Linked DNA regions of Homo sapiens: region 2 is linked to region 1. A link is an interaction called in ENCODE POLR2A ChIA-PET data of the cell type or tissue named here. Cell type or tissue: endothelial cell of umbilical vein. All regions are shown on one strand. Links, peaks and the distances in the headings refer to the core of each region. The heading gives the core; the rest is flanking DNA. Region 1 overlaps PKNOX2 (PBX/knotted 1 homeobox 2). Region 2 overlaps SLC37A2 (solute carrier family 37 member 2).

The links. ChIA-PET counts read pairs that join two places held together with the same protein. Peaks named below come from ENCODE experiments on the same cell type or tissue, not always from the same donor. Only the 100,000 strongest peaks of a DNase experiment are listed, where the experiment ranks them.
Region 2: POLR2A ChIA-PET joins it to region 1 with 8 read pairs; 1 of 35 experiments calls an interaction of 5 or more read pairs at or near these places.

The regions. Positions count from the first base shown.
Region 1 is chr11:125,205,886-125,221,613 of GRCh38, forward strand. All of the region lies in intron 1 of PKNOX2 (PBX/knotted 1 homeobox 2), which reads left to right. Among named protein-coding and RNA genes, the nearest start is that of PKNOX2, 49 kb to the left of the region's middle. RefSeq lists an enhancer at 8,862-9,393. In endothelial cell of umbilical vein, for the core only: no CTCF peak of the experiment used is centred there; a DNase peak (open chromatin) is centred at 9,206; H3K27me3 peaks cover 992 bases.
Region 2 is chr11:125,070,924-125,086,651 of GRCh38, forward strand. It overlaps SLC37A2 (solute carrier family 37 member 2), which reads left to right. Exons shown (of 18, transcript NM_001145290.2): 2 at 5,834-5,915; 3 at 6,307-6,400; 4 at 6,527-6,605; 5 at 8,189-8,324; 6 at 8,761-8,837; 7 at 9,691-9,857; 8 at 10,498-10,535; 9 at 10,831-10,983; 10 at 11,321-11,411; 11 at 12,892-12,954; 12 at 13,311-13,396; 13 at 13,902-13,950; 14 at 14,143-14,216; 15 at 14,472-14,550; 2 more. Among named protein-coding and RNA genes, the nearest start is that of SLC37A2, 15 kb to the left of the region's middle. RefSeq lists enhancers at 1,568-1,867, 1,928-2,097, 10,627-11,176, 11,604-12,803. In endothelial cell of umbilical vein, for the core only: no CTCF peak of the experiment used is centred there; a DNase peak (open chromatin) is centred at 12,278; H3K27ac peaks cover 1,014 bases.

The sequences.
Region 1 (15,728 bases), core at 6,272-11,271:
AGTTAAATAATAATGAAGATTACAATGCAGGAGACATCACCTGATGGAACAGGATTAATTAATCACTGAATGAGTGGCACAGATTCTATGTGCTAAGGGAATTCCAGGAAGAAAGAGATGGCTGTGCACCGGGGTGATCTGGGATCTGAAATGACCGGGGCCTTGGTTGGGCTGGGATGGAGCTCAGCTCAGTGCATATTTATGGGGCACTCACTGTGTTCCAGGCACTGTGTCATACTCTGCAGGCGCACAGACAAAGGAGACAGAGTCCCCACCCTCGAGGAGCCTACTGTCTAGTGGGCGGTGGGGGGGAGAACCGAGAAGGAAACTTCAAGGGCAAGGGCTGTGGGCACACTGGAGAGGGATTGTAGGCTCGGACTGATGCTGTTCAGGAGGTTGGCAGGAACCAGCCCTGGTGCCGTCTAACCTGACTTGAGCAGAGAGTAGTTAGGTCAAAATGTAGAGGAGGGGGTGTTAGGTAGAAAGATTACTCTGCACAAATGCGTGGAGGCATGAACCAGCGTGGTGTGTGTGCAAAAAGTAAGCAGGTCAGGATTCTGGTCCAAGGAGTGGCAAGAGATGAGTGGGAAAGCAGGCAGGGCCAGGTCACAGACAGCCTCAAATGCCTTGCTAAGGAGCGTAGAGTTCTTATCTAACCAGTGGGGTCCCCTGAAGAGGCAGCATGAAATAGCGGCTGAGAAGCAGCCAGGTGCCCTGCTTTGCTACTTGCGAGCTGGTGATCTTGAGCGAAAAACGTCATCTCTTGGTGCCTCAATTTCCTAATCTGTTAAGAGGGCGAAATCATAGTACTTACCTCATTGAGATGTTGTGAGGACTGAGTGAGCTAATCAGCATAACAAGCTAACAGACGTCTTGGAGCAAAGACAGCGCTCAGTAAACTGCAGCCAGCATTAGCATGAAGGGATTTCAGGTGAGTGACTTAGACAGGTTGTGTTTTAGAAGGATCACGTTGGCAGTATAAGAAGGCTGGATGAACGTGGGCAAGACCAGGAAACCAGTTAGAGACCTCCTGTAGTACAGCAGGCAAGTGAGCCTGAGGGCCTGGGCTGAGGGGTGGTGCTGTGAGAGAGGGAGGGGCTGGGTTCCAGAACTAGGTAGAAGGAAAAATCTTCAGGTGGCGGGGGGTGAGGGGGTGGGGGACTGATCTGTATGTGGGAGAGTAAGAGAAAGGAGGGACTCCAGGGAGACTTCCAAGTTTTGACCTCATTCTAGGGGGGTGGTGGTTCAACAACTGCCACAGGAAACATAAGAGGAAAAATAGGTCTTCTGGAAGATAGATTCTTCTTCTCTCTCTCTCTTTCCCTTCCTTCCACCCTCCCTCCTCCCTTCCTTTCCTCCCTTCTTTGTTTTTCCTTTTTTCTTTTTCTGTCTTCTTTTCATCTTGAGTTCCAACATCTATGGAACATATAGCTGGAGACGTCTAGCAGGAAATTGAATACACACATTCAAGAATATGGCTGGAGACAGAAATGTGAGTGCCGTTAGCCCATGACGGGTGTATAAGCTCTCCCAGGGAGCATGTGCAGAGCGGGAGGAGCAGTGGACAAAAGCAGAATCCAGAGGAAAACTGTGTTTAAAACATGATGCGAGAGAAACCACAAGAGACACAGAGAGGGTAGGAGAGTTAGGAGGAGAATCAGGAAAGGGTGGCATTACTGAACCAAAGTAGTAGAAAGCTTGGTGATGAGGATGAGAGTCAGCTGAAACAAGGACCAAAATATCCAGTAAGGGAAAGAATAAGAGAGTATTCCTTCGCTTGTCGGCATGAAAGCTACTGGCACCTGGGGAGAGAGGTTTTAGTGGCAAGTCAGGGTGGAAGAGATTGGAGACGGGTATGGGTGGTTGGGAGGTGAGGAAGAGATGGGAATAAGCATGTCGGGGGCATGGCTGGCTGTGCCAAATGACTCTTGAATGGAGGAGGAGGCCTCTGGTTGTCAGCCATCAGTAAGCAAAGCTTACCTGTGGTCCTTGGATTGAAAACTGCCAGGGAGACTTAATTTAGTCATCCATTTTTTTAATTCAACAAATATTGATTGCATCACTACTGTGGATTTTAAAATGCACTGAATGGAATTCTGTAATGAATGTGTCTAATAGAGGAGATAGGACAAATGTAAGTAGCTGTAATGCAAAGATGAAAGGTATCTTAGGCAACATGCTATGAGTTTGGATGAGGAAACATTACTTCTCCCTGGGGTGACCAGGGGATGATTCATGGATGAGAATCACTTTTGAGCTGGGCTTGAAGGAGGAGTAGAGTTCTAATAGGCATCAGTGGAAAACAGGCATTCCAGCAGATAGAAGGGATATGCAAAGGTCCTGAGGCAGGTAAATTTGGAGCATAGTCATGGGACCTGAAATACACTCATTTACTGGGAGTGTGGCCACAGAACCGAGGTAGATTGTAAGTTGAACCTGGAAAGTTAGATTGGGACCATGTCTTGGGAGGTTTTCTATGCCAGCTGAGGGAATTTGCACTTTTCTATAGCCCACAAGGAGCCATTGCAAGTTTTTGATATAAGGAGTAACAAGAGAAGACTTTGCACTAGAAAAAATCTTGCAGACACTAATGTGTAAGGCAGATCAGAGCAGACAGGAGTGAGTTAGGAGACTAATGTGATGGTCTGGGAGTGAGAAGTAATGAAGGATTTAGCAAGCATGTTGGTAATGGGACAGGAGAAAGTGAATATGAGAGACGTATGTGGAAATTGGGCCAGTTAGGGCTTAAAATGTGCCTGTGTGGGAATGTGTGGGGTCTGGGTTGTTTTCAGGTTAAGGTGAGAGGTAGAAGAGAGTTTGAATGGTCATGAGGGATAAATCAATAAGAATTCCAAGATTCATACAGCTTGGGTGGTTGGAAGAAAAGGGTACCATTAACAGAAATAGTAAAGACTCAAAGATGAGCAGGTTCAGGGAGCGAGAGGGGACGTGTGCTGCATTCTGTGGATGTGTTGAGTGAAGGAGGGCTGTGACTGAGAAATGGCCACTTCTTGGGTGGATGGGAGTACTTGGCCACCTCAATGGCAGCTGCACTGGAGTTGTGGGGCCAGTATCCGGGTTTCAGGGTCTCAGGAGAGAATGGGAAGTGAGGAAGTGGCAGCTGTGAGCGCAAATCGCTCTTTCACAAGTTTGGTGGTGAAAGGGAAGAGAGAGATGGGAGGAATATAATTCCAGAGGGCTAAGAAAATAATTTAAAAATTACATAATTCTTTAAATCCATCTTATGAATTACAAAGCACTTCAAATCTCTTGCCTTACCTAGTCCTCACAACACTTAAGGGAGTCAGGGTGGGGAGACTTTAAATCCACTTTACAGGTGAAGAAGCAAAGTCTCTGAAACAGGCAGGGCCAAGAAGTGTCACAGGTGAGATCCTGTATGCTGGGCCAGTGTTCTTTCCACTTCAGTATAATGCCTATGGGTCTGGGTAGATTTTGCATGTTGTAGATCAAGGCTGGTAGCCCAAGTAGGAGGTTGAAGGTACACACACATACACATGTGCGCGCACACACACTCACAATTGATGGGCATCACTATGGGATGGAGGGTCAGAGACCAGGTGGGGTCAGCTTGGGAAGGAGAAGGAGGGTTCTGCTTTTGGGGTAGTAGGAAAGAAGAGGAAGGTTAAAGACATAGCATGCTCAGGAAGAAGGAAAGAAAATTAGGAAAACTCAGAAGGCACAGAACCAATGGCTACAGAAAACACAAATGAAAAAGTTGGAGAACATTCATAAAGCAACATGCTAACACACAGTAATAGATGGGGCAGGCTGGAGGGGGAGGAGGATGACGACAAGGGAGGGCTGCAAGATATAGATCAGAGCCATCTTTGTTGTGGAAAAACAAATAAAGAGGCAAAAGGGCGCCTCTCCCAAGGCCCTGAAAATAGAAACGTCAAAAGCAGGAGGGAGTCATGTCCTGTGCCACCCTTATACCCACCCTGGTGTCATTCTTCACTCCCACCCTCACCTCCACCTGGTCTCTGCTGCAGTTCTGGGCTGGTATTGCTCTTGTTTTATCACTGGTTCCAGAAGAAAGACCAGATCAGCACATGCTCGAGGTCAGAGGTGGCCCAGGATGCATGCTGACCATCACTGGAGGTGAAGCAAGGTAGTGGGGGTGTGGGGGACTGAGCCCTGGACAGGTCATCTCTCTGGCAGCAGGAGAATGAAGCTATGCCGTAAAGGTTCTGCCAACCTCTGGCTGGAGAATAGAAGGACAGCTTCTTGTGCAGAAAGAGGATCCCACAGAGGTGACCTTTCCCTCTGAATCCTTTGATCTGGGAGTCCTGAAGAGTCCATCCCATGGGCCAGTGGTTCTTAGGAACTTATTGGCAGTCCTGAATTTTGCTCTTTGTGTCGGAGGGAGTCTGGCTAAAACCAAAGCCTCACTGACTGGAATTCCAGGAATCTGCCCTTCTCTCTTTGGGGATGTCATCTCGCCCTTTAGGGAAGGAGCCCATGCTTTTCTTCTGAGTCCAAAGCCTGCATTCAGGGCACAGGAAGGCAATGATGCCTTGAAGCTTCCTGCTCTTCCCTCTGCTGTGGGCACAAATGTGGATGCAGGTGCAGTGTTGGATGAGTGTGCATGGGGTGCAGCACAGCGAGGCCCTCCCTTCACTGCCTGTGGGAAGATGTGAAGAAGGTGCTCCCTCTGAGAAAACTCCGTGGTCTTTGGTTCAGAGTTTTCAGGGTCTCTGGCTATGGCTGCATTCACTTAGGGAGGTCAACTGTTTCTGTTCACCTGGGACTGAGGGGTTTCCTGGAACACAGGAATTTAGTGCTAAAACCCGGAAAGTTTCAGACACACCAAGACGAGTTGTCACCCTCACTGTCCCGCCTCCTACTTCTGGGAAAGTGCAGAGTTCAGGATCTTCAAATTCCACTGGGCAGAGTGTGAATTTTCTTCTGGAGTGATGTGTCCTTTACAGGGGTAAAAGGATAAACTGCACTGGGGCGTCCTGTTGTGTAGAAGTGGCTTCCGGATCTGGGTTGAAACCTCCTTTCTATATGTGCAAGTTTGAGTGAGTTACTTTATATTTCTGGGCCTCAGTGTCCTTATCCATAACATGTGAATAATAATGTTAATCTTGAACGAAGGTTGTGTATGGAATGAATGAGACGATGCTTGTCGGTCAGGTGCCTAGCACAGTGCACAGCACTTAGAGAAGACAGTGAACGTCAGTTCCCCGATTCCTCCCTCTCCTTCCTTGCACTGGAGTAATTCCCATTCTGCAGATGGAGAGGGTGAGGCTGGTAAGCAGGGATAGTTTCCTCTGGGTCAAAATGACAGTCAGAAGCAGAGACCCCTCACAGACTTCTCACTCCCAACTGCAGCTTCCTACTTCGGAGTAGGCAAGGGTTTCTCAATCTGGAACATTACCTGGAAGAGAGAGAAGGATGTATTTTTATGTATTCCTTTATTTGTTCAGTCATTCATTCTACAAATATTTACTGAGTACCTACTATGTATCAGGCACTGTTCTGGGTGCTGAGAATACAACTGTTGACAACACATGTAAATATTCTGCCCTCATAAATTTTAGATCCTGGTTGGAGACATATAATAAACATCTATATAATACAATGTAAACTAGTAATAATTGCTTTGAAGGGAAAACAAAGCAGGTCTCTGGCAGAGAGCGACTGGGGCCTGGGCATTATTCTATTGGGGTGGTCAGGGAAGGCCTTTCTGAGCTGAGCCCTGGAAGAATGTGGCCTTGGTCTTCTGGGCCTGCCCTCCTGGCCCCTGCAGCTTCCAGCTCAGGCCCAGCTGCCCAGGGTGGAGCCGGCTGCTCGGGAGAGAGCTGGTGCCTGCTTTGGGCTGCAGGGGGAGGTGGGAATGCAGCTGTTTTTATCAGTTGTCCTTCCTTGGTGCTGACTCCTCTGCTGATCTGAGCTTTGGGAATGGGGGAGGAAGCCAAGCTGGAGAATCAGTATTGAGGGTCAGATTGCAGATGACAATGATGTAAACAGGCTGCCCTGCCCTACTTGGAGACACACTACATGTGGGGACAAGTCACGATGTATTTGGTTTCCTATATGGCTCTATTTCTTTGGCATTGCCTTTTCCTTTAAGAAAAAAAATACACCTCTGTTTGGATTGTATGCTAAATGATTTATGAACATTATTCTTCTCTGTTCTACCTGTAAGAGCTCCAGCCCTCGCAATCCTTTTCATGTTGATTAAGTACATTTGAAAGCAAGAGGAGACTGTCTGAAATTGCTCACAATATAGACTCACGGCTTCTCTGGACCCAGGAGGGATTCCTCATCTTCCCTTTGAAAGAGTTCCTTTGCAGCTGGTTAAGCAGGAGATCAGTCTAGAAACATGTAACCAGTCTTATGTGTGCTGAACGAGGTAGAGGGGAGCATTCTTTCTGGAGCTGGTAATGGTGGATTTGAGATCCTGGAAATCTCCGGGCAGGAGTGTCCTCCAGGACTAATCCTTCTGGTCCTCTTCCCACCCAGGTGTGGTTATACCTGACATTGTATCTGATGTGGCCCCGACAGGTCAACACTGGACAGAAGAATAGGAGGGGATTCTTTTTTTTTTTTTTTTTTTTTTTGAGACAGAGTCTTGCTCTGTTGCCCAGGGTGGAGTGCAGCGGCGTGATCACGGCTCACTGCAACCTCCGCCTCCCGGGTTCAAGCGATTCTAGGAGGGGATTCTTAAAGAGCCTGTCAGAGCTCGGTGTTGCCAGGGGACTACACTGAACAGAGAGGGAAGAGAGGAGAGGGAAAAGGAACTTCACAGCTGGGCTTTTTATATCCCTGGGCTGATAGGTGGTTCCTGTGGAGAGGAGGCAGGATCCATGATCCATAGAGCCAGCCCCCAAGCTGGAGGTCCTCTTGACCGGTTCTACAGTTAGGACCAATGGCCTTCCCTAGTTGCTCCCACATCCTTTGTTTATTTGTTTGGTGGAGATCCTGTAGGTAGATGGCAATTAAGGGTCTAGGCTCAGAACTCACTTTGACTTGGCCCAGGTCAACCTGGGAAGTAAGACTTCAACGGGTTCCATGTCTACCCCATATGTAGGCTCTTGCACCACCATCTGACCCAGAGCTCTCTTCCCTAGATCTTTGGGTCAGAGATGAAATAGGACAATTTTCCCTGAACTCCTAGCCTCACCACTGAAATTATGTGAAGTTGTCCTCTCTCTCGGCCTCCTTGGGCCACAGGCACTCCTCTGAGATGCCTTCAGCCCCCTGTCTTCTAAATCCAGGCTCTAGAATTTTATTCTCCCCCATCTTCAAAATGCTATCATCCTTTGTGGCGTCCCTTTGTGTCTAAGCCCCAAGTTTCTTCACATCTGCCACCTCTTCCTGCCCTTTGTAGAGAGTGTGGAGCTCACATCTGCATCAGACATTAGACAAGCCTTGGCTCTCATCTTACCTTTGTTGTTTACCTATGGGATGGCTTTGGATCCCTGACTCTCAGTTCCCTCATCTGTTAAATGGGAATAAGACCATTTGAGGAACAAATAAGATGCTGGTTTTGAAAAATGCTTTGTAAACTGTCAGTGCTCATTGTCTCCTCAGGACAAAAGATTTTGTTGTTGTTGTTATTTGAGACAGGATCTCTCACTCTGTCACCCAGGCTGGAGTACAGTGCACAATCAGGGCTCACTGAAGTCTCTGCCCCCTAGGCTCACGTGCTTCTCCCACCTCAGCCTCCTGAGTAGCTGGGACTACAGGCACATGCCACCACACCCAGCTAATTTTTGTAATTTTTGTAAAGACAAGGCCTCCCTATGTTGCCCAGGCTGGTCTTGAACTCTTGGGCTCAAGTGATCTGCCCGCCATGGCCTCCCAAAGTGCTGGGATTACAGGCGTGAGCCACTGTGCCTGGCCCAAAAGTTAAAAAAACACTTAAAATGTGAACATTTCAAATTCTACGGCAATTCTGGCCACATGTGATCCGGGAGGGGAGTGAGATGGTGCGCACAGAGGAAAAAAGCCCCAAACCACGTATGTGGAAAGTAAAGACAAGGACTGCCTGTGCCACCCCAACCTCAGTCCTCGCAGAAGGAGGGCCAGGGAGGGGTTTCCAGCACCTACTGCTTGCCAGCTGCCCGGCTTGGCCTTTTGGCTCGGCTATCTCACTTCCTCACAAAAACCTGGAGATGATATTATCTCCATGTGGGCAAATGATAGGAATGAGACCCAAAGAGGTTATGTCACTTGCCCAAGATCACAAAGTTAGCAAATTGTATCATGGGGAATCAAACTCAGTTCTGCCTGGCCCTAATGTCTACGCTGTGCCATCCCATGTCAGGACCCACCTCTTGGAGGGTGGCTTGGAAGAGAGCTAGGCTGTCATCTGAGTGGGCTCCATGAGCGGCCACCTCCCAGCCCCACCTACCCTTGAACCTGAAATTCTACCATTCCCAGTTTGTTCCTCAGAGCTGGCATTTCCTCTTCTGATTCGCTCTTGCTCTCCCTCTTACTCCCTTTCTGTCCCCCTCTTTTGAATGCCCTACTCGGGAGGGGGTTGCTCTGGAGCATGGATTTGTGTTGTCAGCCTCTTTTCTTCTGGCTAAGAGTGACAGCCAGAGTAAGAGGTCTAAATCATGTACCTGGGAGGATAGCTGATCCTGAAAAGGGAAAAAAGGAAAGGCTCCTCCACCTAAGACAAATCTTATACCCTTCTGAGTTTTGCCTGGGCTGGCCCTGCCTGGGTGCAAGTTGAGCCATACCCTGGGCCAGCCTCTGAGGTCTGCGTCCTGCTGTCAGCACCCCCTAGTTAGCATCTGCACCATCAATCAGGCAATGCAGCCCCTGCCTGAGGGGTGGAGGGGATGGGGTGCAGCCTCTCCAACTCCTTGCCAACCCTTAGACACAGAGCCCTTCCCTCTCCACCCTCCTCTTTTTCTCTCTCTTCTCTCTCCTCCCCACCTTGATGTGGACAGCTCAGCCCCTCCAAGGCTTCTGTCCACTCCGAGAACCCCTCTCTATCCATAGTGGCTCAAAGGGCTTTTTGAGTGGGGAAGCAGGCAGCCTGTGGGCCTGGGAGGAGAGATAAAGGCGTGAGATCCCCCAGGGGCCTGCGGGGTCAGGGGCTGTGTATCTGGTGACTTCTGAATGCAAGCTCCAACAAAGAGAAATCTGTGGTGGGAGAGCGTCCGCGAAGGAAATAAAATCTCCATGAAAACAAACTTTTGTTGGAAGCTTTCTCCTCTTGTTTTGGCAGCGTTGCTAGGTCCTGGGAGGGGAAGGCCGTGTCTTCCGGAGCAGTTGGGAGGCTCTCGGATTGTCCAAATATCAGCTTGCTGCAAGAAGGCTGTTCTTCCCCCACCAGGAAGACGGGGCTTAGGAGTTAGTGCAGTAATCATTGGTTTTCTAATCAAGGCTAGAATGGCTGAAAGAAAGGCTGGGGGCCATGGAGAGGGCTCAGGACTGTGAGTTAGGAGAATCAGCACTGTGTGTGTCACAGTTCCGTGACTCAGGCCAACCTGAGATCCCTTCGTGCCTTACTTTTCTCACCTGTAAAACGAGCATAACTTGCCCAAGGTCATTCAGCTAGAAAAGCAGGAGCAGGCCCAGGATATAAACTGCTATTTCCATGCTGGGCGCGGTGGCTCATGCCTGCAATCTCAGCACTTTGGGAGGCTGAAGCAGGCGGATCACCTGAGGTCAGGAGTTCAAGACCAGCCTGACCAACACGGCGAAACCCCATCTCTACTAAAAATACAAAAATTCGCCAGGCATAGTGGTGTGCACCAGTAATCCCAGCTACTAGGGAAGCTGAGGCAGGAGAATCACTTGAACCTGGGAGGCAGAGGTTGCAGTGAGCCAAGATCGTGCCATTGTACTCCAACCTGGGCAACAGAGCGAGACTCTGTCTCAAAATAAACTAACTAACTAACTAACTAACTATTTCCCATTACCCTCATAAGTGAAAAGCAGAGGCTGGAAGTGAAAGGGTCTTTGAAGACATCACAAGGCCCCAGGAGGACTGGATGATTATATTTTCTTCAGGGCTAGGTGGTCACTTACAGCGCTCAGTCATTTATTCTCTGCATCTGGTTTTGCCAACATCAGAGAAGCCAGGGAATGGTTAAAGAAGGGCCTTGCAGTCCATGCTTGCTGCTGACTTGAATTGCTCAACTTCATTGCTTCTCTAGATTGATTTCAGAACACTAGATCCTCAAAAGCTTTAAAGAATGCAGAAGATGAGGCTTACCCCAGCTGCGGAGATGTTTTTACATTAAACAACGATATCTATTTTTCACCTTGGGTCAGGTCCCGTGAGATTGTCTCTTTTTGTCCTGCTCAAGGAGAAAATCCTTAGCTACAGCTGTTGTCTACCAGGGCTCAGAGGACTGCAGAGCCATGAGTAGCCAGAGGACTAAGGCAGGGAGGGGTCTGAGCTGTGGTTTCGAGTCTGTCTGCTCCTGACAGGCCACGGTGTGACCCTGGGCCCCTCTCTGGGCCCCGTTTTCCTTCCCATAGACAGTGTCAGATGGGGTAAGTTGCTCTTGCCTCCACCCAGCAGGAAGAGGACAGATAAACTCAGGGCAGTCCTGGTAGGGGGGTGAGTCCCGGCAGGTGCTGAGGGGGCCTGAGAAACCCGCCTGGGGAGGCACCGAGGCTGAGAACCCAGCCTGCCCCTTCTCCCCTCGTTCCCTTCCCACCCCTTTCCCTCTTCTTCAAAAGGGTTGCTCCTATGAGAAGGGGTGTGTGTTTTCCCCTGTGCTCTGGTCGTCTGTGAAAACTGAGAGACACCCGGGCAGAGGTGCCTTTCTCAGAGTTCTCTCTGCCCCAGCGCTCTGGATTTGGGAAGGCCTGCCCAGGGAAGCCCACTGCATTTCCGAAGGTGCTTCCTCCCTCCCTCCTCCCTCCTCCCCTCCACTGTCCCTTCAGCAGTCTGGCCAGGTCAGTCAGGGGCTAGTAACAGAGCTGGTACCACTGAGGTCACGTGGCTGGCCTGAGCAGCCTGCAACAGGGGACCTTGTTAAAGGCGTATTAAAAGGTGAAGACTCCCACTGTTGACCACATGTGGAGTTCACATGGGGCATGTTCAGGCTCGGTGTGGCCAGGATGTGCATGTGCGTGAAATTAGGCAGGAGGCCAGGCTGTGAAAGTTTCCCCATCCCCTCAAAACACACACACACACACACACACACACACAGTCTCTCTCACACACACACAAAGTCACACCCAGTCATACACACAGAGTCACACTCACACACATGCATGAACACCCACCCATGGAGTCACACACACAGGCATGTGCACACACGACCCTCCAGACAACAGCACGCTGGTGATATGAGAGAAGCCTTTTCTAGGAGCTTCTCTCTCCACTCTTCCATCCCCTCCTTTCCCACTCCTGGATCTCTCTCCTTCCACACTCCTCTCTGGACACCTTATTAGGCTTAATCAGCAGGGATCACAAGTCCTAGATTTGCCAGACCAGCTCTCACTCCATGTAGTTTGCAGGCAACATGAGACAAGGAAAAGAACTCAGGCAGGAGCCCAGTGGGGCTGGGTTCAGATCTTCACGCTTCCACGTAGCCAGGATCATGGCCATGGACATTCACACTAGGCAGTTGTTAACTCCTCTAAGCCTCACTGCAAGGCCAGCTACAAATACTTCCTTGCAGAGTTGTTGTGGGGAATGTGCATGGAAACAGGTAGAAGCCACCTAGCGCAGGCGGGCACACAGGAAGTGTCAGTGCACATCGGCTGTCTCCTCTGCGTGATTGCCCCATGAATATATTTTTGCTATGTGGTCCCCATACTGCTGTTTGAGCTGGAAAAGAGACCCACCCTAGGGAAGTGTTTGGGGTCTACTTTGCATGGACTTTTCCTCATTTACCTAGGGGGTGGTTTTGAGCCTAGGAGGGGGAATATTACAGCTATCATTTACTGAGCAATTTCTATGTGAGATAATTACGCTTGTTTCATCTTCACAATGGCCTCCTGATCCCTCCATCACAAATAAGGAAACCGAATTGCAGTGAGGTTAAGTAATTTGTCTGAATTCATGAGCTAGTAAGTGGCTAGGAACCCAGCTCCTAACCTCAACTTTCTGTTGCACTGGATGATTTGCTGTAGCGCTGGGGACCCTGGCATGAGCCCATGCAGAGACAGACGGCCCTGTTTGATCTGGTGATTCAATGGGTCTTCTCCTTCTCCTCTTAGAGCAGGCAGATTTGGATAGGGCCTTTCTTCTAGCTGCTCTTTAAAGTGATGTGGACTTGGGTGGGAGGGCTTTGGTTCTGAGGAGCTGGATGCAGGAGGCCTGAGGGGGCATCTGTGGGAACAAACAGGATGAAAGGGGGGCGCTCCGTTCAGGTTTGCAAATGCCATGAATACCACCTCACGCTGGCCCCCGAGCTAAGTACTGGGGATGCAGAAGTGAATAAGACCTTGTCCCTGCCGTCAAGGAACTCATGGGGAAGTGAGTGGGGTGGGGGCTCGGCCATGTAAAAACATGCATGGACACTGGGGTTTGTGCAGCCATAGAGAAGACTCTGGGTGCTGCGTGGCAGTGATGGGGGGGGGACAGGAACTTGTTCCAAAATTTGCTGGTAGGAGGTGGTGCCAGAATAGACCGTCCTGGGAATTAGACAGCAGAAAGAAGAAAAGGGAGCTCAGGGCAGGAGGGATAGGCTGAGCAAAAGCACGGAGGTGTGAGCAAGGCTGGGAGGTGTAGGCAGGGACAGGGTGAGAGCTAAGGCACTTGGATGGTATCTTGCAGGAGATGGGGAGCTAGTGCATGTATTTAGATGGGGAGTGGAGCTGTCAGGTTTATATTTTAGAGCACTGGCCTGAGCAGCAGTGCGCATGGATTAGAGGGGACCAGACCTTTGTAAGAAGAGCAGTCAAGATGTGTATCAGTTAGAAAGCCTTAGACTGTAAGTAGCAGCAAATCCAACCCAAAAAGGCTTAAAGAGTGAGGCATTTAGTTTCTTATGTGTTACAAAGTTCAGTACCAGGACTGCTCTAGGGTTGGAGAAATTCAGGGGCTCCATGACATCCACAAGCACCCAGGTTCTTTCTCTGTCATCCTCTGGATCTTAGCTCTGTTTTCCAACTGGCTTTCCTCTGGGTCACAAGATGGTAGTGGCAGTTCCAGGCATCACACCCATGTCCAGGCTGGCAATCAAAAAGGGTAAATCATGTCAACTGCAAAAGTATAGGGAGCAGTGGGGGCTGCAGCCAGTGGGAGGGTGTTGGCTCTCAACCTGTTGGCATTCAAACTACACATTTTTAAACTACCATCAAGAATTATAAGTAGCCCAGGCATGGTGGCTCTCACCTGTAATCCCAGCACTTAGGGAGGCCAAGGCAAGCAGATCATCTGAGGTTAGGAGTTCCAGACCAGCCTGGCTAACATGGTGAAACCCTGTCTTTACTAATAATACAAAAAAAAATTAGCTGGAGGTGGTGGCGCACACCTGTAATCCCAGCTACTTTGTAGGCTGAGGCAGGAGAATCTCTTGAACCTGGGAGGCAGAGGTTGCAGTGAGCCAAGATCACGCCATTGCATTCTAGCCTGGGCAACAAGAGTGAAACTCTATCTCAAAAAAAAAAAAAAATTATAAACAAAGCTAAGAGAAAATGACAACCTGTGGAAAAATTTTTACAACTCATATCACAGGGCTACTCTCCCTAATATATGAAGAGCTCCTAAAAATTAACAACAACAAAAACACAACCCAGTAGAAAAAATAATGGGCAAAGAATATGAACAGACTATTCACAGAAAAGAAAATATAAATAGCTTTTAATGTATGAGAGCATGATCAACCTTGCACATAGTAAGAGAAATGCAAATTAAAACTATCCTGGGATACCATTATTCATTTATCTTTTAAATGGGCAAAAAGCCAAAAAATTTGATATCGCATTCTATTGGCAAGGCCCTGGGGAAACAGACTGTCTCATGGTGTAAATCTGCACAACCCCTTTGAAGGGCCATTTCGAATATCATCAAAATGATAAATCATATGCCTTTGACCCAGCAATTTCATGTTGGGGAAATGATCCTAAAGACATTCTTGTACCTATAGGAAATGACATATGTCTAAGTACCTTCTTTGTAACATTATTTGTAATAGCAAAAGATTGGAAAGAACCCAAATATCCATCAATTGAAGACCAATTCATTAAATTATGGAATTTCCTGACAATGGAATACTATTCATTTAAAAAGAGAAATGAGAAAGTTTTCTTTGTACTGATAAAGATCTCCAAAATATGTGTAAAAAGGAAAAAAATAACCCACCAAGTTTAAAAAAAAGTGTGTATAAAAAGGGGAAAACAAGAATCTATATTTGTATTTGCTTGGACAGGTGGGAGACAGGAATGGGAGGGAAACATTGCAGTGTTTACCTTCTTACACTTTTTGATTTTTGAGCCATGTTCCATATTACCTTTTTAAAAGCAAAACAAAACACAAACACTGTGCAAATCCCACAAAATATCTGCGGCTGCGTTCTGCCGAGAGCGGCTGATTTCCAACCCCTGAGCTCCGAATTATAGAGTGGCAGTGGAGACAGAAGGGATAGATTTGAGAAGTCTTTTTTAGGCATGGAATCCCCACAGCTTGGGTGTGGGATTGAGGGAGAAGGCAGAGGCAGCATCGGAGATGGCTCCAGACATGGGTACCTGGTGGAAGATGCCACCATTGTGAGATGGGAAGGCCGGAGAGAAGCATGTTGGGGGAAAAGGAAACAATGGCAGGTCACTGGGGCAATCAGCCCTGGGGAATCATTTCACCTCTTGAACCCAGTCTCTGCAATTCTCCCGTCATACCTTGCCTAGGATCCGGCCTTGTTCTATTTCTCCATCCATCCATCCATACACCAAAGCAGTATTTCTGACTACAAAAGCAGAGGGGATGTTCCTCCGAAGTTTCAAAGGCCAGCATCTGTAGCACTAGGGACAGGGTGGAGGCCCAACCAGTAGACACAACAGCAAAATCCTACATTCGCCACTGGGTCAGTACGTCCCAGGGAGAGGGCAGGACTTTGTGTTCTGCTCCCATTTCTGTTCTAATTCTAATCCCAGCACTTTGAGAGGCCGAGGCGGGCGAATCACAGCCTGGCCCACATAGTGAAACCCCGACTCTACTAGAAATACAAAAAATCAGCTGGATGAAGTGGCGGGCACCTGTAATCCCAGCTACTTGGGAGGCAGAGGCAGGAGAATTGCTTGAACCTGGGAGGTGGAGGTTGCAGTGAGCCGAGATCGCGCCACTGCACTCCAGCCTGGGTGACAGAGTGAGACTCTGTCTAAAAAAAAACAAAACAAAAATTGTCACCATCTAATTGGCTCTGCAACTGCTGCTGGAGTGGACTCTGGGGCTGTGAGCCTGGCACTGGGGCATCCCAGGAGATAGTGGACTAGGGTCCACCCAGGGGCACCTTGGTACTGGTGGCAGTGGGAGAGGTGGATGGGAAAGGGAAGCCAGGTGAGGGGAACTCTAGGCAAAATAAGCATGAAGTGTGTGGCATCCATGTGATAAGTGCAGTGTGTTTGGGGCACATTTACCCCCTTTGGTGAGAACAGCAGTCTGCTAAGCAGCCCACCCTGCTCCAGGCCCGTCTGCAGAGTTGGGGGCCAGAATGAAAAATGGACCCGAGAGCTAACCGCAGCCACGCCGTTTAGTGTTGGAGGCGTATAAGTCAGTATGTGAGATACGGCCACACTCTTGGTTTTAGTTGTAGCTGGAAAGGATTAGAAGACAATTAATA
Region 2 (15,728 bases), core at 9,873-14,872, 130 kb before region 1:
GGTCTAGAAGGTAGCAGCAAGGTTTCGAAATAGTCTGTATGGTTGGCCAAGGCCTTGTTTTTTCCATTCAAGCTTCTGTATCAACTGAGAGCTGGGGTCAGGGTTGACAGTCCCAAAGTAACAGCAGAATTGAGGACAGACACCAGAGGTAGAGTCCCTGAAGCCCAGGACCTCCTATCTGAGTCACTAACAGACACTAAGTTGGTGTGTGTGTGGGGTGGGGGGGCGGTGTCACTGCTCTCCTGTTGGCTTCTGGCTCAGGTCTTGTCCCCTGGACGCTTCTTGCTCAGGAGAAGGAAGGCCATCCTCCTCCCCCTCTAAGCAGGACTGCAGCTCTGCCATCATCAACACGCTTCCATCAGTGCTATTTACACAACCTTTCTTCAGAAGAGACACCAACTTAAAACCTGTTGGCTGCCTCTTCTGAGCCCCACCAACACTCCCACCCTCCCTGTTATTCCGGCTGCTGATCAGAGTCCCTGCTGCAGCATGAAGGCTGTCTTCATTCTGCCTGACCATTCAGGGTCCCCCACTCAGCTTTCTTCCCAAAGCAAAACAATCTATCCTGTATTTTCCTCTTTCCTAAGACAGACTGTCATCTGAGCCACCAGTCTCTTCTCAAATGTCCTGAGTTCCTCGTGGCTCCTGGCCAATGGCTTCTTTCTCTAGGAAGGCTCTCAGGGCAAGCCCCGAGTCATCTCGATCTCTCTGAGCATGTGCCCACGTCCCAGCTGGAGGAAGGACAGCAAACAGAGGATTCCCTGAGGGGCTGGCTGCTGCCCTGGGAGAGCTTTGCGCCTCCCAAAGAGGGTCTTGTCCTGTCTTGTGTGCTAAAGACCTGGCTCAGGGCTCTGCACCTGTGGTATCTGTTCCTGGCTGGCCTTTTCCTAGCAGGGTATCTCCCAGTGCTGGTGGAGGGCTTGTGGGGGAGGGGGGGTGGGCACTGTCACCATTGACCCTAGCTTGGTTCTTACTGTGCCCAGCCCTCTATCCTTTTCAGATCTGCTTAGTCTCAGAACAGTCACGTCCGAGAAGAGACTACTGAATCCATTTTCTCTGGACAAGTGCCAAAGTCACCTGCAGCCACAGCCAGCCTAGCCTGGGACTGGGGAGTGACTAGGGAGCCACTGGGGAACCGGGGCTGTTTCTGACATCTCTCGGGGGCAGCGTCCCTCTGCTGGGCTGTTTCTTGTTTTTTGCTGTTGCAGTGGTGGTGGCAGTCGGTCTTTTGGGGGTTTTGTTTGTTTGTTTCTAATCTGTCACTGCTTTGGGACATGCCATTTCTTGATTTTTACCCCAGAAGCATTCCTAGTGCAAAGTCTCAACAAGGTCAATAAAGTTATTATCAGGCTCCTTCGAAAGAGTAGGTTGGACTGTCAGCTAATAGTTAAGAGATAGCTAGTCAACCTCCCTATCTAACTTGGTTATTCAGTAACCAGTATCCGGTGGGGGGGAGGTGGGATTCTGAGAAGTGCCATCTCTTGCTAACAAGGTCTTTGAGGGTCATGGGACAGCCGCCCCATCTGGAGCAGCCGGGGGCCTTCCCCTCCATCCTTTGGTCCTTGGCCTACTTGCCCAGCCTGGCCCAGCCCCTGGGCTGCCATCCCCCCGTCACAGCCACCCTGGGGCCAGCTAGGCAAGGCCTGGCTGTGCATATTCTGTGCCCTGCTTCTCTTCTGGGACCTCTTGATTCACGAGGGAAGGACTGGTGAGAGGAGAAGTGAAACCTGCGGGTTCTAAACATGGAAGGAGTGCGTCAGCTGCCTTTCTGAAGCTAGCATGAGCTTGGCAGTCTTGGCCTCCGTCTAGCCTAGCCCTTAACCTGACCGAAGTTCCCAGTCTCCTGTGAACCACGGCACCTTGATCTTTCTCTTAGAACACCTGACAATGGGGAATGGATAGAGCACCAGACTCAGAGGAGGCCCAGCTCTGACTATGCCATGCCCAGCGAGTGGTGTGACTTTGAGCTCATCCCTCCATCCCTCTGGAGGCCAGGAAGGAAGTCCCAGAAAAGGCCAGTGCCAGGCCTAGTGTCACACAACACAGCTGAGGACCCCCCACCCGCCACCCTCAAGACTCATGACTCTCCTGCTATCTTGGGTGTCAGGGTTTCTACTGGCAGCATCATGGGGGACTCCAGGTGGTGGATTTCAGGGAGTTGGGGTCAGAGCTGGCGGGGACATCAGGCTACCACCTGGAGGAGGGCAGGGCTGGAATCTTGGAACCTACCAGGTCAGGATGCACGTGGGGACCCCTACTGACTTTCCTGTCTGCCCACGGGAGCAGGTGGGAGGGCCCCGGGGCTGGAGTCTCCCCTGTGTCCCACCGTAGGCTCCCCAAGAAGCCATAGGGCCCACCATGGAAGGCCAGAGCTCCAGGAGCTTCAGGGCATCCTTATGTTCATCTAGACCCAGCTATGCACAGCGGGAGGCGGGGTGGAGGGGGACAGGCTGGCAGCCACATCTCTACCTTCCAGGTAAATCCAGGGCCCGGAGCCTCCACTTCCCAGAAGAGTTTGGTTCAGCCCCTGACCCTACTCGGCTCCCCTAACAGAGCAGTGTGGGCCGCCTCCACCCCTCCAGTCCTTCTTCCTGGTCTGAACATTGGAAGCACACTGGCTGTCATCTAAGCGCCCTCTGGGCATCAGGAACAATTTCAGACTGGTTAGGTGCATCTCACTAACCCATCAATAGGTCTGAGAAAGGTGATAGACTCTGCTTTTCCAATGAGCAAAAAGATGTAAGGAATGAAACCAGCTTTTGCCCGATTCCCAAGTCCTTGCTGTTTTCTCTTATAGACATCAACTCCCTGACATCCACCACCTGGGTTCCCCCGTGATGCTGCTATGTCCCTGGGAGTGGCTGGCAGGATGAAAAAGGCCCAGGGAACTGGCCTTGAGCCTCAGTGAGGAAGCCTGTCTGCGCTTCCCACCAAAACCTACAGGGCACAGCCCTGGGTCTTCACCTGGCTTAGGCTGGCTGGGGTTCAGAGCTGCCGACCTGGGAACTCCCGCTCTCTTCAGTGGCTTCCCATCACCTTCAGAGATAGCCTAAATGCCACAGTTTGGCACCTGAGGCCCTGCGCCACGCCACCTGAGGCCCCTGCCCTTCCCAGCCAGCTCTGCTTCTCTGCTTGGCTCAGTTTCACCCTACAGATACCCCCACTGAGGCGGAGTTCCCCAAACAGGTAGTGTCATTTCACACCTCCGTGCCTTCGTGCACGCTGCTTCCTCTCCCTGGCAGTCCTCCCTGCCCCAGCTGTGGTTGACTTGGCCTCGTCCTGCTTGTTTTTGAAGCCTCAGCTCCAGGAATCCTTTCCCGACACTGCTCCCTCCTGCTGGCTCGGAGTCTCTCCTCTGTGTCATCTCTGTAAGAGAGAGACATCACACCAGGTCTAACTGTCTCCCTGCTGACCTGTGCGCCCAGGCAGGTGGAGATTCCGCTCACGGATTCTCTTGCTAGTGCTGGATTGTAGCATGGTGCCTGGTACAGGATGGGCACAGGGATGCATGGGAGAGCAGCCTCGCTTCAGCCGAAGGGAATCAAGATGTTAGAAATGGGCACAGCTCCTCCTACTGAGGTTGTCGGGGACAGAACTCCAGGCAAAAGGGCCATGGAGCAGATAAGGAAGAACACCTGGGGCCACAAGCAGGGGAGTCGGGGAGGGCGGGCTGGAGTTGACACAGTGCAGTTGGGGGAGTGGGGTGGGAGGGGAAAGGGTGCTGGCAGCAGGCTGTGCCTCTGGGTCCCCATTGGCTCTGACCAGCCCTGGGAGGGCTCAGCATGAGTGTGGAGGTGCAGTCTGGCTTCCTAGTCAACACCAGGCTACGGAGCCAGCAAGGGCTTCACTGCCGAGCCTGCAATGAAAGAACAGTCATAGCTGGGGCCCCAGTGGGGCCTTGGGTCCCTGAGGATCTTTCAGACACTGAAAGGATCTGATTTGTCACCATGGTCAGTGGCCAAACATCATGGCAGAGGCCCTGGCACATCCAAGTGGTCATGAAGGCTGGTCCTGCTGCCTGGGGGGCCTTACCGGCAGTATAACCAGGGACCTGGGGACTGGGGGAGAGTCATGCTGTGTTCTCTTATCTTGTGGGACAGCTGGGACTGATACTAGCGCAATGTGTAACTGATGAGGAAACCAGAGGCAAAAAAAAGGCTTAGGGATTCACGGGAGGTTACACAGGCAATTAGTGAGAGGTGCCACGCAAAGCTTCCCGCCTCTCCCTGAACCAGGTGCGTCCCAGGCGGGGCTTGGTGGCTGCTATCTGTAGGACTGCAGGGTTCTTCCATCCATTGCTCTTTGCAGAAGGCCAGCTGGGCACCCTCTTCAAAGTCTCTCAGAGGATTTCCCTCAGATTCTAGAAGTCCCCGAACTAAGAGTCATGAGCCATATGGCAACAGGTGGAACCCGGAAAACATTGTTGCCACAAGCTTGCCTATGTCAGTCACTGTGACAGGCACTTGGAGTAGCCCCAGCTTCCCTAGACAACTTGAGTCCCTAGAGGACCTCTGTGACCCACATGTGTGCCTTTGGGAACCGGTGGCCAGAGAGGCCGGGGCGTGGAGCTGCCTGCATTCCAGACTACACTGTTGCACCTTCATGCTGGATGGGATGGAAAGGCACTGAAAGCGTTTTAGCAGAGCTGTGGAGGGGCAGGAGCAACTTCAGTCTCTCAAGAAGACAGACAGGAAGCTCGATCCAGGGGCAAAGTGAGAAGGAGCCTCGTAGCCCAAGCCCAATTCAGCCTTCGCTGAAATGCCCCTTTGTTTCCCAAGTGGTAGTGGGTGTTGCTTCATGCCACATTTGGGGGAATTGGGTCTGGGGTGTGGAGGAGGATTCCTAGGCCGAGGGAGCATCCAGTGTCCTGCCCTTGGGCTCTTGGAGCCAGGACAGAAAGGGCTTCAGGAGCCCTCCCACCCTTTTTCCTGACCCTTCTCCATGAAGTCTTCAGTGAGCCCTGGGTCTCGCCTAACTCCTGGCCCCTTCTCCTGGACTGGGGCTCCACTCTGAGGCCTATTTTCCATGCATGTCCTGGCTCCTGGCTGCGGCGAGGAAGCAGATAGTGACTCAGCAGGGCTCTGGGGCCCTTCCCCAGGCCTCAGGCTTGGGGAGCGGCCGGGGCACAGTGGAAAAGCTGAGTGCCACCCGCCTGCACTGTTCTTTCCATCCCGGGCCAGGGCATGGGATGAGACGTGAGGGGTGAGAAAGAGCACGTGTGTGAGCCACAGATGGAAAGAATGGGCTCTGTCCAGTGGGATGGACGGACTGGGACTAAGAAGAGGGCTGGGGTCTGTCACCACCTGTCCCACTGCCACTTCCTTTCCAACTACCGCCTGCCTGAAGGAGGTGCTGTGTCTGCCCTGTTCGAAGCTTCAGAGGAGTGTCAACCTCACTTTAAAAACAGACCCTTCTCCCGACTGTCTCCCTCCTACCCCCATCATTTTAGACATGTGAAAACCACTCAAACTCCCTGCCCCCACCTCTGCCACACACATGCACACACACACAGGCGCCCTGACCTCAGGGAGGTCGACAAAAAGCAGAGGTGCTGCCAGCTGGTCAGAGCAGGCGGAGGTGCTTCTTGTGGGCTGGGGCCGAGCCGGCTGCAACAGAGGCCTCAGGAGTTGGGACCAGGGAGACAGGTCCCTCTGAGCACCCTGGCCTCTGGGCATTTTTTCCCAGCCTCCCCTTGGCCTCTGCACCAAGAAGGAAAGAGTTGGTGGTCCTCAGGCCCTGGGACTGCCAGAGGGGACACGGGTCAGGGATGCCGGCCCAGAACTTCCAGCTGGGGCTGACTTCCCACTAACGCAGATGCTGTCCCTTCCTGCAGGTTCCGAGGCCTCATCCTGCTGCTGACCTTCCTAATTTACGCCTGCTATCACATGTCCAGGAAGCCTATCAGTATCGTCAAGGTGAGGCTGGCTGGCAGCAAGGAAGAGTGCAGAAGCACACTGTCGTAACCGTCCTTACCCCTTCCCATGGCCACCGAGGTTGCACCTTCACCTGGCAGGCTCCCACTCTCAGTGGCTGTCTTCCCCAGGAGCTCCTTTTGAGTTTATTCCCCAAGACAGCTGTGTCGGTGGCTGTGGATGGAATAAGCGTGCAGGGCCCCTGGGCTATGTGGATGCTGCTCATGGGTCTGATGTGGCTGCTTTCCCCTGCAGCCAGTTCCTGCAGGAGGAGGTGCCAGTAGCGGGGACATAGAATCTGGTAGGAGGCAGTGTCTCCAGTATGGTTGGGGCAGGTGGTTGCTTGCTCCCCTCTGGGTCAACCCCTGACCTGTATGTCCCATTGCCTATCCAGAGCCGTCTGCACCAGAACTGCTCGGAGCAGATCAAACCCATCAATGATACTCACAGTCTCAATGACACCATGTGGTGCAGCTGGGCCCCATTTGGTAAGAACAGGGCAAGTTGCTCTTCCCATTCCCCATTCCCTCTTCCTCGAGAAGGGGCTGTCCAGGGAGGGCTTCCTGCAGGGGCATCCACGCAGTCAGCTTTCTGTTTCTCCCATCTGCTTTCAGACAAGGACAACTATAAGGAGTTACTAGGGGGCGTGGACAACGCCTTCCTCATCGCCTATGCCATCGGCATGTTCATCAGGTAAGGACAGAGGCTGAGCCTATGACCAAGAGGAGGATGGTTTAGAGCTGCTACCTCCCCTTAAGGAACCTGGGGGCAGCTGGGAATGAGCCCAGGGATGCTGCATGTACAATCCACCCACAGCCATCCTCCTTGCCTTACCGCGGTCGCAGAGACTGCTCCTTCGCCTGGTAGACTCCCACTGGTAGCAGCTCTTTTGCCTGGAAATGTTCTCCTGGATGCTGCTTTTGAGTCTATTCACTCAGATACCACAGTTGGTGGGTATGGACTAGGACCCTTTAAGAATGGCCCTGCGTGCACATATATCTGGGAGAATCCCCATCCTCTGCTGTGTCCAAACCAGCACGGGAAGCATGCTGTTCCTTGCCAGGAATCCACGATCAATAAGGCTGCATACTGCCTCCAAAGAGCTCACAGGCCAGTGGGGGCAATGGATGCATTGGCAGCTGGTGCTAAAACTGTGGCGGCTCCATGACAGAGGTGGCCATCATGTGTTCTAGGAGCTCCGAGGTCATTACTCAGTCCAAGCTGAGCTAGAGCAGAGGGGTCGGGGATGCTTCTTGGATGAGATGGTGCCTGACCTGATGCAAGGGACTTGGGTGCGGCGGTGCAGATGGAGACCTGGGCAGAAGGAATAGCACGAGCAAGTAGGGCAAATGTGAAGAAACAGCATGATCTACGGGAGGAACCGCGGGCAGGTGTATGGAGGGAATGACAGTGTAAGGAAGGTAGCAGCAGGGCTGAGGGCTGAGGTCATTTGCACATGAGGTCCATGGGCAGAGACGCATGGAAGGGTTTTCGCCAGGGCGTCCCATCCAGATGAGCATTTCTGAGAGCTCACTCTGAGAGTGATGCTGAGGTGGATGAGACTGGTCATACAGAGTGACCAATTTGACAGTAGCCCAAGCTGTTGAGCTTATGTTACTACAGTGGTGATAGAGGTGGAAAGAGGCTATGTACTGGAGCACTAGCTAAGAGGTAGCCCGGTGAGTCTTGGAGACTGAATGTGAGGGGTGGGGAGGAAAGGTGGGAGGCTGAGGGAGCTCTGAGCCTGGCTTGAGTGCCCAAGGGGTGGCATTCACTCAGATGAGGATAGCAGGATGATGAAGGCGTCAGGGTGGTTGGTGGGAAGAGGAAGAGGAATTCAGCTTAAGAGCACTGGGTTTATTTAAATGCCCCGGGGGCATCCAAATAAAGATGTCCAGGAGGCACCTGTCTGTGACTGTGAAGCTCTGGGAGACAGATCAGGCCTGAAGATATGCATGTGATGCCTGTGGAGCTATTTAGCCTATGGGTGGTTGTGGCAATGGTGAAAGTGTTGCAAAAGACCGCACCGAGAGGAAAACGCACGACACGAGGGGCCGGCCAAGCGGAGGAAGATGGGAAAGCTAAATTCATGGAGCATGGCCAGGTGTCACAGAAGCAGTGGGGGACAGAGGTTGGCCCCGTCACATGGCAACACAGAAGTCATTGGTGGGACCTTGGCCAGAGCCACTTCCTAGCGTGGTGGGGGCAGAAACATGGTAGGGAGTTGAGGTGGACACAGAGGAGCTTAACCGCAGATCCAACTTTCTCTTCCCCAGTGGGGTTTTTGGGGAGCGGCTTCCGCTCCGTTACTACCTCTCAGCTGGAATGCTGCTCAGTGGCCTTTTCACCTCGCTCTTTGGCCTGGGATATTTCTGGAACATCCACGAGCTCTGGTACTTTGTGGTCATCCAGGTATGAATCACCGTCTTGCACTTGGGCCTGTGTTGCCGTCTCGGGAAGGACCTGGGAGACCGCAGCTCACAGCGGGTGGGAGCCTGTGTTCCTGGCTCCCTGTCCAGTGCTCTCTATTACACTGCACTGAGTTCTACCTCCTGGCCCCACTGCCCCCGCATTTGTTCACTCAGAGAGTTGGCCTTGAGCACAACGCTGTGGTCACTTCCAATGCACGAGAGGCTTGGTCTCTGCTTGAACAATCTTGAGCGAGAGAAGCCAGCTCATGCCATTGAGGAGGTGTGGCATGTGTGTAAGGGAAGGGTAAGGTTTGTAGTGTGGGGTATGGAGGGCCCCTTGGCCACGAAATTGAACCTCCTCAGCCCAGGGTGGTCAGAGCAGGGAGCCAGTCGCACAGCCCAGGCCTGTTCCCACCCTCCCTTCTCTCTCCCTGCAGGTCTGTAATGGACTCGTCCAGACCACAGGCTGGCCCTCTGTGGTGACCTGTGTTGGCAACTGGTTCGGGAAGGGGAAGTGAGTGTAACAAGGGAGGAGGAGTGGGAAGGATTGGGAGGGCTGGGGGTCCTGAGCTGGTCACCGTGGCCTCTGATGTAATTTCAGAGGGAAGGGTCAGAAAGCGGCCTCCACGTTGCTGTTCACGTGCTTAGAAGTGGCTAAAAGCAGTGCTGATTTTCTCACTGATGAGGCTTTAACCCATAGAGCAGGCAACCTTAGTTATGTTTTTTTCTAATAATAGATTAATTTCTATTTTCAACGAAGACAAAAAGAAGCCTATAAAACTTCCGCCCTGCCCCCCAACCCCGACCCCGAATTGGCTTGTGTGCAAAACAAAGTTGCTTTGGAGAAGGAGTTCTCACCCTTGGCACTACTGACTTTCTGGGCTATTGGACCCTTGTTTGGGGACTGTCCTACCACTGCAGGCTGTTTAGTAGTAGCCTTCCTGGCATCTGCTCACTGGATGCCATAGCACACCCTGAGCTGTGACCATGAAAAATCTCTAGCTGTTACCAGATATCCCTTGGGGGTAGGATCACCCCTGGTTGAGGACAGTGCTTTAGAGTGAGATCGTGGGACAGAAGAGAAGAACGAGGGCCGGGGCCCCCATGCCCTCAGTGTGGCTAGAGCTCCCATCGGCACTCACTCAGGGAGCTGGGCAGGCGGAGCGAGACCACAGGCCCTGCAGCCACCTGCTTGACACCATCCAAGGTCTCCCACTCCTTGCTGACTTGGGGCTTTGGGGCTGTCTTTGGTGCCTCGGGGAAGCTGTAGTCAGCCCAGCTTTAGAGCTTGGCTGGGGCAGTTGCTATGAACAATGTGCTTTGCTTTTTACTTTTTATACCTCTTCCCTTCTCTCCCTCCCTTCCAGGCGGGGGTTCATCATGGGCATCTGGAATTCCCACACATCTGTGGGCAACATCCTGGGCTCCCTGATCGCCGGCATCTGGGTGAACGGGCAGTGGGGCCTGTCGTTCATCGTGCCTGGCATCATTACTGCCGTCATGGGCGTCATCACCTTCCTCTTCCTCATCGAACGTGAGTGGGCCCCTCACTCCCCACAAGTGAGCCTAGAAGTTCTCGGTTTCTGGGAGAAGGCAGCTGGATCTACTGGAAAGATTGCTGGTCACAGAGTGGGAGGACCAGCCGTGTGACTTTGGACAATCTTTCAGAGCCTTTATTTTCTCATTTGTAAAATAATAATAGTAATAATAATGTCTATTTCGTAGGATTTCTGCAGGCTTAACTGAGACACCATAGTTAAAATGCCAGGCCCACAGGAGGTGCTTGGCAAGCATTGGTTGAATCTGAGAGGTGTGATCAGGGAGGGTGGAGTTGAAGGGACATTGTTACAGTGACCAGGCTCTCCACTTGCTGCAGGTGGTCTTGTGCACTAGCCAGGCCAGGTATGAGAGCCACTCTGTAGCTAAGAGTACTAAAGTCCAAGAGGCAGTAGTGACACTGCTGGTTGTTAGGAAAGCCAGGCCTAGAAAGCTGTCTCCTGAGCCCCAGGCCCCGCTCCCTCCTGCTGGGACACACACTGGCCACCTTAGGAGCTGGAGGCGGGGCTGGTTCCCGGGATGGCTTAGATCCAGTGCAAGGTGAGGGCCTGGCAATCACCTCGGGATTGGGGGGGCGGGGGTTGGGAAACTTCTTAGAAAGCGATTTTTTTTTCTAGACCCAGAAGATGTGGACTGCGCCCCTCCTCAGCACCACGTGAGTGTGAGCCCTCCCAGCCCTATCCCTGCCCTCCAACTCCATCCAGAGGGCTGGACCCGGAGAGGCCTGGGGAGCTAGAGCAGGGAGTTCTGGCCCTCACTGACCTCACCGACCCAGTGCTAGGCCCATGGGTTGGCCCTACAGCCTGATGAGTCTGGCAGGTCAGTCCAGCCCGAGACGAACGTGTGCCTCCCCATCCTGGGAGCCAGTGTCTCTTGCCTGGGCTGCACCTTCAGCTGGTGGGAGGCAGCACATGGACGCACCCACAGCAGGGCTCATCTCCTCTGCTCAGGGTGAGCCAGCTGAGAACCAGGACAACCCTGAGGACCCTGGGAACAGTCCCTGCTCTATCAGGGAGAGCGGCCTTGAGACTGTGGCCAAATGCTCCAAGGGGCCATGCGAAGAGCCTGCTGCCATCAGCTTCTTTGGGGCGCTCCGGATCCCAGTAAGAAGTTTGTGGAATGGAGGAAAGAGAGGGGCTTTCCAGATTTTTTCTGTTGGTGATGAGGAGATGGGGTGCTTGGGTGATCTATTTTTCTAGAACTTCTTTATAGGGGAGGTGTAAGTTGGGCAGCCTGCTTGGGGAGGGCAGTGTGGGAGATTTGTCTTGAAACAACCTTGCACAGTGGTCATGTTGCTTTTATTGGGACTGGATGTGTTGGAGGCTGCCTTGTGTGGCAGGTGATGGAAAGTACTGGGGTGGTGCTGAGCACCCCTTGGGGCCACCACTGAACCCAGGACCTCTGGACCCCTTCCCATGTGCCCCCTGTTGCACTCCCCAGGGCGTGGTCGAGTTCTCTCTGTGTCTGCTGTTTGCCAAGCTGGTCAGTTACACCTTCCTCTACTGGCTGCCCCTCTACATCGCCAATGTGGGTAAGTCCAAGAGAAGGGGAATGAAGGGGTCTCTGAGGAGGCCAAGGCTGCCTCTGGTGGGAGAGGAAGCCCGTCGTGGTGATGCCTGTGATTCCAGTATATAGGCAGAATTCCTGCTGAACCTCTCCTAGAGTGAAAGGAGCTTGATTTAGTTGTTTACTTAAATGAAAGCTAAACCCAGCAAACTACCCCCTAGACCCTGACTCCAGCCACCTTTTCTCCCCTTGGAACTGAGCTGGGGGTTAGGAACTCAGAGCTCTGTTCTGCAATTCTTGCTATCTTCTTCTCTAGCCCTTAGTGTAGGAGAAACCCCCTCCAGGCTGCTTGGCTCATAGGTGGTAGCATTGGAGGTGCTAGGGAAGGCCTGCCTGCTAGATCTCTCCCCCAGCCCAAGGAAGAGGGCCTGGTGAGTGACCCCACTCCTTGTAGCCTGGTGGTGACCCTGGTGGTCTTCTCCCCGTGGGACCTAATGTGATCGATGCCCCTGTGCCTGGATCTGCTGGGCTGCACTGGTGTTCTGTCCTGTCTCATGGACCTACTCCCGTCTGCTCCTGCCCAGGGATGTATAGATGAGAAGAGCTCATTTGAAAAAGGATGTTTCATGTCCACCTGGCCTGGGTCTCTGCTTTTCCATAGGTCAGGCTGCTCTACCAAACAGCAGCCCACCCCGCCCTGCCCAGCCCCCAGGAGCCTCCAAGCTCCACCAGGGCTGAGGGCCTGTCACCCAGTACTGCTGCCCTCCCTCCCAGCCCTGGGGAGGAACAACAGTGCCTTGCCACACATTGTGCTCGCTCTGAACAGGATACTGTAGGAATTAGTCATGGCCAAGTTCAAGCCATAGCTTGCCCCGCAGCTCTGTCGGGGCCTCTCTCGTGACAGTGTGGAGCACTAGGGCAGCTTTGTGGACACCGTGACTCTTTGTTTTGTGGCCTTGGTGCTGACTTCAGAGTATGAGGCACCCTCGAGGGTGGGGCTACAATCTCAGCTTCTGGACATTCCTTTTTTAAAACATGGAGCCAAGGCCTGTGACCTGAGGCCCCTGTGTCCCTGCAAGTCTCCTTCCTGGCTCTGTGTATGAGCACAGCCTAAGGTAAACGGGAAGAGTTCCTAGTGCTGCTAGGGCCGGAGTGAAGCAGAGAAAGGGCTGGGCTGAGCTTCAGGTTGCGCTCCAGGGGAAAGGTGGCCACGGGACAGCAGGCTCGGGGGCCAGATCCCAGAGCTTGCCAGGGAGGGCTTGTTCTGAGAGGTGAAGGTCATCCTGCAGGGGAAGAGGGCAACACAGGACGGGACCAAGAGGGCGTCTATCCAAACTGCTGCATTCTCACCCTGTGGCCCTGGCCAGCCTGCTCCACAGGTCCCCAGCTCTTCCTCGGAAAAGGGGGCAGTGGTCTGGATCACGCTCTGCAGGGCTTCTAGCTGTGACACTCCAGGATGTTTGCCCCAAACCCCAGGTCTGACCACATACCTGTATTTTCCACAGCTCACTTTAGTGCCAAGGAGGCTGGGGACCTGTCTACACTCTTCGATGTTGGTGGCATCATAGGTGAGGCCTTGCCCTGCTCTGCCAGCAGGCTCCCTTCCCCTCTTTTCTTGTGGGGTGCAGGAAGAAGGGACAGGTCCGATGGGCTATGACCTGGGTAGGTGGCACCAGAGGAAAAATGGCTCCTGGGTTTATTCTCAGCTCTGATCCTGCCTGGCTGGGTGGGCCTAAGAAAGATGCCCTTTTGTTTGGTCTCCAGTAGTGATGGGCACTACAGGAAGGGGAGGGCTGTGGAAAAAGCAGCTCTGCTGGTTCTTGCTGACAGGCCCAGGCCAGCACTGGGGCACAGCTGGGGTGCCAGGCGAGGGGATGGCAGGGTCCTGTCTGGGAGTCAGTGCGTGAGTGGCTGTGTGTTCCAGGCGGCATCGTGGCAGGGCTCGTCTCTGACTACACCAATGGCAGGGCCACCACTTGCTGTGTCATGCTCATCTTGGCTGCCCCCATGGTGCGTATAACCCCGAGGGTGAAGTGCGAATGCATGTGAGCAGGAGCCTGTGTGGGCCTCTGGCCTATGTGCACGTCCACGCGTTACACACATTGATGTCGCTGTGTACGCGTGCACATGCATCATTGTGCACACACGGGGGAGGAGAAGCGAGGGTCAGCAGAGGCACCTTGGAAAAAGAGCCAGACTGCAGACTTTAGAGGGGGATTCATGACTCTTTGGCCTTGGTAGAGGAGACCGCCTCCTAAACTTCTTGATCAAGGAAAGAAGAGATTGAGGTTGAATCTGAGAGAAGACTGTTTGGAGAAAGGGAGATGATAGAGTACCACGTTTTAGACCGTCCATCCCTGGGACATTTAAAGACCAGAGAAATCTGCATAGGCAGGGGAAAAGGAATAGGATGCCCTCTGGGGTTTCAGGGCAGGAGATGGTTGTTGCAGACCTCAGGGCTCCAGGCCAGCAAAGGGATTCCGGGTGACTCTGCCTCTCCCCTCTCCTCTCTCAGATGTTCCTGTACAACTACATTGGCCAGGACGGGATTGCCAGCTCCATAGGTGAGGAGGAGGTTGCAAGTCCTGCCAGGCCAGGGGAAAGGCACTGCCTTGGGGGCCCCATGAGGCTGGCCCACGGGGGGCACTGACAGGTGGAGGGGCTGGGAGGGCTGAAGGCTGGAGAGTGCTCCTGCCTTGGGGTTGGGGCTGCGGGTGGTGCTGCTTCTCTGACTGGCTGTCTCTATGCTGTCCCAGTGATGCTGATCATCTGTGGGGGCCTGGTCAATGGCCCATACGCGCTCATCACCACTGCTGTCTCTGCTGATCTGGTGAGTGGGGCCACCTCCCGAGGGCCAGGGACCGTTCTGGGGGCTTGGTCAGGGCCACCATCTCCAGGTCCATTTCTCCCTGTCTCCCATCCCGCAGAGGAGAAACCGTCAAAGTCCTTCAGAACGCACCATGGGCCCCTCTCCTCTCAAGCCCAAACCCCAGTTACCACCTTCCCTGAGTCAGCCCCTCTCCTGTCCTGGTTCTGCTCATGCTGCTGCTCAGCTGGGCTTCCCCACTCCACTGTCTCTCTCCAGGGGACTCACAAGAGCCTGAAGGGCAACGCCAAAGCCCTGTCCACGGTCACGGCCATCATTGACGGCACCGGCTCCATAGGTCTGTGACTCTAGCTCTGTTGTGGGCCGGCCCCTAGGCATAGTGCCCTCCGGTGGGCAGGGGAGGTGCAGGACCCCTGCTCACGAGGCTGTGCTCCATTCAGGTGCGGCTCTGGGGCCTCTGCTGGCTGGGCTCATCTCCCCCACGGGCTGGAACAATGTCTTCTACATGCTCATCTCTGCCGACGTCCTAGCCTGCTTGGTAAGAGTCTTGGGGTACACAGATAGGTATTGAGGGATGCTCTGTCCTGCCAGACTGGAACCCTGGAGGTCCAAAGCGTTGGCCATTTGGGGTTCTGGGGCAATGAGAGCAGCTGCCCTTTGCTCAGAAGCACTCTCCCTCCCCCGAGTGACCCCTTGCCAAGTGGCAGCGTGTCTCTCCCCCTTCTCCACTGCCAGTCCACGGGTCACCCTGGTGCTGGGCACTCAGTGCTCAGTGCTAACAGTGCCCTCCCTTCCCTCTGTGCCTTGTGCTCCACAGCTCCTTTGCCGGTTAGTATACAAAGAGATCTTGGCCTGGAAGGTGTCCCTGAGCAGAGGCAGCGGGTGAGTCCGGGGAGCTGAAGCTGCCCCTCTACCAACCTCATTTCTCGTGGGAATCAGCCCAGCGCTCAGTTTCTCCAAACGCAGGCTGAGGCTCGACCAGCCCAGACCTGAGGAGCACTGAGCCAGTCCCTGGGTGGCCCTCACCCTGCTAACCTGTCCTCTGTTGTCCCCGTGTATCTCTATAGCTCTAGTATGGTCCTAACCCACCAGTGATAGTATTTTCCTCAAGTCCCATGACTTTTGTGAGTATTTACTTCGAGTCTGTGACTCGAGTGCCATTTGAGTGGGGGCTGCATGCAAATCCTCTGTCCTGCAGTATGACTTTTTCCAACTTTCTCTTTCTTCTTGTGGGCCAGTTGTAAAGACTTTCAACCTCAGCAGAGCATGGTGCTTGGGAAGTGTTTTCCAAGGGGTCTGAGATGCCACAGAGGTTGGTGGCCTCTTCCCTGAGGGACAGTGTGAGAACTTTGGACATGCCCTCGGGGACAGAGGAGGCAGAAATAGGGAAACCAGTTTCCCTCTGAGCTGCGACTGAGCTGCAAGTGCCTCCTGAAGTTCAGAAACCAAGGTCATCTGGCCCCTCTGCCTGGGGTATGCAGAACAAAAGCAACTACCAATCAAAGTCTCTGAAAC